Regions from separate parts of the Homo sapiens genome. Here region 2 is linked to region 1. Evidence: read pairs that join two places in POLR2A ChIA-PET (ENCODE). Cell type or tissue: GM12878. All regions are shown on one strand.

The links. ChIA-PET counts read pairs that join two places held together with the same protein. Peaks named below come from ENCODE experiments on the same cell type or tissue, not always from the same donor. Only the 100,000 strongest peaks of a DNase experiment are listed, where the experiment ranks them.
Region 2: POLR2A ChIA-PET joins it to region 1 with 5 read pairs; 2 of 35 experiments call an interaction of 5 or more read pairs at or near these places.

Annotation. Positions count from the first base shown.
Region 1 is chr2:216,161,789-216,164,288 of GRCh38, reverse strand. XRCC5 (X-ray repair cross complementing 5) reads right to left here. Exons shown (of 21, transcript NM_021141.4): 16 at 2,241-2,310. Among named protein-coding and RNA genes, the nearest start is that of XRCC5, 54 kb to the right of the region's middle. In GM12878, no CTCF peak of the experiment used is centred here; no DNase peak of the experiment used is centred here.
Region 2 is chr2:216,027,781-216,030,280 of GRCh38, reverse strand. It overlaps a transcript of MREG not described here and a transcript of PECR not described here. Among named protein-coding and RNA genes, the nearest start is that of MREG, 15 kb to the right of the region's middle. In GM12878, no CTCF peak of the experiment used is centred here; no DNase peak of the experiment used is centred here; H3K4me3 peaks cover 14 bases; H3K27ac peaks cover 537 bases.

The DNA.
Region 1 (2,500 bases):
TCCAATCACTTCCAAACGGGGGACCTTGGACTTTGACTGGCTGAGGTAATTGACGACATACAATTGAAAGCTAGGAAAGTCTCAATTTTCCTTCAAAAACACAATAGTCTTGATAGACAAGAGTTCATTGACTTGTCACAGCAGCATCTCCGCCACTTTCCGAGCACCCTGTAACAATATACAGCTGAACAGACAACAGGTATAATACTGTGAAAGTGTCTTGATCACTCCAATACATTAAAGAGAGAAATTCTGAAGTACTGTTTTCACCAATCCTAGAAAACTGTCACTTAGAACTTCAGATCTCCTTCTATTTACATGAGGTTTTGTTTTGTGTTAAAACTCAAAGTTTTTCTCCTATATGGCAACTTTTAGCAGGACAAAAAGCTCTTCTTCCATCTCAAAACCAAAAACATATACACCCCACTTAAGAGACTGCAGATTACTGTGATAACGAAGCTGTTCTTCCTCTGGAGATTCTCATGGTTTGGCCTTTGGCATTCCTGCTGACAGGATTTAAGCCTGGTAGACTGTAAGCTCTCTCTGAGGCTCAGCTGCTCATGCTTGCCTCTGGACAACAGCACAGTAGATCTGGGGATCTTGCCAGGATTCCTAGACTGCAAGTAGTAAGATGCATTAGACCTACTGCAGGCAGTAGTGCTTCTAGGCATTTAACTCTCATTTTTGGGCCGGGCACGGTGGCTCATGCCACCGTGGCTCACAGTAATCCCAGCACTTTGGGAGACCAAGGTGGGCAGATCACTTGAGGTCAAGAGTTCAAGACCAGCCTGGCCAACATAACGAAACCCCGTCTGTGCTAAAAATACAAAAATTAGCCGGGCGTGGGGGTATGCAACTGTAGTTCCAGCTACTCAGGAGGCCAGGGTGAAGGCTGCAGTAAGCTGAGATCTCACCACTGCACTCCAGCCTGGGCAACAGAGCAAGATTCTGTCCCCCCAAAAAAAAGAAAAAGAAAAAAAGTAATTTTTGGCCAGGCATGGTGACTTACACATGTAATCTCAGAGCTTTGGGAGGCCGAAGTGGGAGGATCACTTGAGCCCAGAGGTCCAACGTTATAGTGAGCTATGATCCTGCCACTGCACTCCAGCCTGGGTGACACAGCGAGACCCTGTCACTAAAAAAAAAAAAGTGATTCCCCTGCTCCCTGCAGGATGTTGGAAGAGAAAGTTCTATACACACATGAACAAACATAAACACTCACATACGTAGAAGTCAGCTCGCAGACAGGCCAGACTTGGACCAGCAATAATGAATATAATAGTTTATATATAAACCTGCAGGATTAACAACTGCCAGTTGCCACCATTTAAAGGGTAAATGAACAGAAACCTGAATGCAATCAAGTGAATGAATGTTAGTTCCAGGCCCTCTGTGCATCCCTGAAAGCTATTTTTATGTTAGCCACAGCCTAAATGAGATTCTAGGTACTACCTGATAAGGAAAAGTGACCATGCAGCCATTTTGAGAAGGATTAAATTTAGGGGCAGCATCAAGGTCTTTCTAGGTCTACTATAAATGGGCCACAAACTCTTAGGACTGGAACAAGAATTATGTGTCTCTGAAAATAGGAAGATGTGGCCGGGCACGATGGCTCACACCTGTTATCCCAGCACTTTGGGAGGCTGAGGCTGGCAGATCACCTGAGGTCAGGAGTTCAAGACCAGCCTGACCAACATGGAGAAACCCCGTCTAAACAAAATTAGCTGGGCATGGTGGTGCACGCCTGTAATCCCAGCTACTCGGGAGGCTGAGGTAGGAGAATCGCTTCAACTCGGGAGGCAGAGGTTGTGGTGTGCTGAAATCATGCCATTGCACTCCAGCCTGGGCAACAAGAGAGAAACTCCATCTCAAAAAAAAAAAGAAAAAAAAGGAAGAAAATAAAATAGGAAGATGTGACATAAAAGTGTTTTATTTATAGCTCACGACAAAATCCTAAAAAACTTCAATGAAGTGGAGCTATAAGCGCCAAGGTGTTGGCCCAAAGTTTTTCTGTAGGGAGACCTACAAATTAGTTCCTTTTGAGAAAATCTGTGCTGAGTTCACTTTCATGTGCTCATAATGTTGCCTCAGTGAGCTCCCTAACAAGGGAAAACCACAAAGATCCGCCAGTAAAGAAAAATGCTAAAGTGTTACAACAAAAGGCTACAGTTCTTAATCTAGACTTTAAATTAGTTAGCTTAACTAAACAGCTTCTCCTAAATGCAAAGTCAACCACTCACCTTCCTCAAAGCTGGCCTTCTTCTGTTTCACTAGAACACGGAAGTTTTCAGCAGGATTCACACTTCCAACCTAAAATATACCAACAGATGATAAACCTACAGGTTATTTCTCTTTTTAGCAGCACCCCAGGCAATACAAGATGGCTTAATGTAATAAGTGTGCTCTTATAAAATAAAACCAAAGACAAAGAGAAGGGCTTTTCTATTCATTTTCATTTCTAGGGCTCTGTGAAAGGCCGGCAGATTTCAGTGGTCCAAGA
Region 2 (2,500 bases), 130 kb after region 1:
GACCAGCACCAAGGACAATGAAGAGATTATTTTGAAAATTTTTAATGGAATTTCTCAAACACAGGCTAAAGAGAATAGTGTAATAGTACCCATCACCCCCAATAATCTATATTTTTACAAATTTGTCTATCTGTCCCCCTTGATTTATAAGTATTTTAGAACAAATTTGAAACCTAAATCTTCTTTATAACCTTTTAACCTGTCATTTCAGAGCAAGCAGTAATTTTAAGGTGGTTGAAAATATGAATGTGAACACAAAGATGGGGCTCACAGTGGGAGACTGGTCCACCATGATAGCATATGAGAAGCCCATGTGACCACCATGAGCATGTGCACCGACCACAGGCCATAAGAGATACGACTCAGCCATAGGCTACAAACATTTGGTTTGCTTGGCATGCACATTCCTCTCTTGTAAAATGATGCATGAGACTCTCAGAGCTAAATTCATTAAACCATCTCCTTTTCCTCTGAATCCCTGTCAAAAACAAATCTAAAACTTTGATTTGCTGTGCAACTTTGCCTGAAGGGAAATACTGGACTATTCTGGCCCTAGGCATTTTCAGCCATGCTGGGAGTTTTGTGTTAGTCTAGGCTGTGTATTTCAGCTTCTGGCGAGTTTGTGAGCATGACTTAGCATCCTTGTATTTTGAGAACTCTGGAAAGAGGGATAACAAGTTTGTGTTTCTAGTTCTTCAAGCCCAAGGGCCAGCCTGGAGGCAGGGGGAGGTGCATAAGCACCTTCTGCCTTGTGTTTATCATTTTGCCTTTGTCGTCCTAACTCAGCAGCCTCAATCCTTCTTTTGAGATGGAGTCTCACTCTCTCGCCAGGCGGAGTGCAGTGGCGTGATCTCAGCTCACTGCAACCTCTACCTCCCAGGTTCAAGCAATTCGCCTGCCTCAGCCTCCTGAGTAGCTGGGACTACAGAAGCGCGCCACCACGCCCAGCTAATTTTTGTATTTTTAATAGAGACAGGGTTTCACCATGTTGGCGACGATGGTCTCAATCTCTTGACCTCGTGATCTGCCTGCCTCAGCCTCCCAAAGTGCTGGGATTACAGGCGTGAGCCACCACGCCTGGCCAGCCTCAATCCTTCTTTACATCTGCTGCCATCAAGCTGCTTTCATCCTTTTATTTTACAGGAAATTATTTATTTCCTTTTAAATAAATAAATAAAGATGAATATAACATCTTTTTTATTGTACTGGTATTTATTTTGGAATTGCTACTTGTAAGTGCTCTGGTCAGAAATTTGTGTATCTTGAGTGGTCTGCACTTAACTCCATATTCCAATGGGGGGAAAACCAAAACTGTGTCTCTCTTTTTCTCTCTCAGAGAAAAAGCCTTATTTTTTTCTTCCTTTTTATGTTCTTTTTCTTTATTGTGGTGTAACTAATATATATAACATAAATTTTGCCATTTTAATGATTTTAAGTGTGCAATTCCTACTGTTGTTATAGACAATTACAGAATTGTCTGTAATTGGTAGAATTCAAATTTCTCAAACAGCAAGATAAATTCAAATATGCATTACCTTAACACTATACAAATTCGAATTCCCAAAATCCAAGTATGTTTGAGAAAATATCTAGAGTACAGTGAGAAAAAATGGAATTAAATAAATACACAATTACTGGAAATCTATGTCAGCTATCACACATTAAAATCCTGCCTAGAAATATCAAATGGAATTTTTTCCATTGATCTGTATATATTTTCAGATTATCTGGGTTTTTTTTTTTTTTTTTTTTTGAGATGGAGTCTTGCTGTGTTGCCCAGGCTGGAGTGCAGTGGCGCGATCTCGGCTCACTGCAAGCTCCGCCTCCCGGGTTCATGACATTCTCCTGCCTCCGCCTCCCGAGTAGCTGGGACTACAGGTGCCCGCCACCACGCCCAGCTAATTTTTTGTATTTTTAGTAGTGACGGGCTTTCACCGTGTTAGCCAGGATCTCCTGACCTCGTGATCTCGATCTCCTGACCTCGTGATCCATCTGCCTCAGCCTCCCAAAGTGCTGGGATTACAGGCGTGAGCCACCGTGCCCGGCCTATCTGGGTATTTTGAGCAAGTTCGTGAAAGACATCTCTTTCAATGGTTTGCAACCATACCACACTATACATGTCATTTATTTCCACTTAAAGCCTATGTTTTACATTATATTTACATGAAGCATTATTTGGTTTTAGTGTAGAAGTCCAAACTCTTGTATGGAAGTCAAAATGCCCTGCCTCAAATTCTAAAATTTTCCTTGTGAAGTAACTGTATTTACATAGAAAAATCAGAAAACTATAATGTTGAGAATTAAACATTAAAATTTCAAGTTTTATTAAATAATTGACTTTAAGTGTATTTTGAAATTTAGTGTCTTTGAAAATTTATTCGACATTTTCAGATTTAGAATGCTTTCAGAAAAACAATGCAACTTGTGAATGACTTTTTATCACAGAGGGTGGGGGAAGGGAGAGTTGGCTTGACTCTTGTTCAGAATGGACATTTTTGAT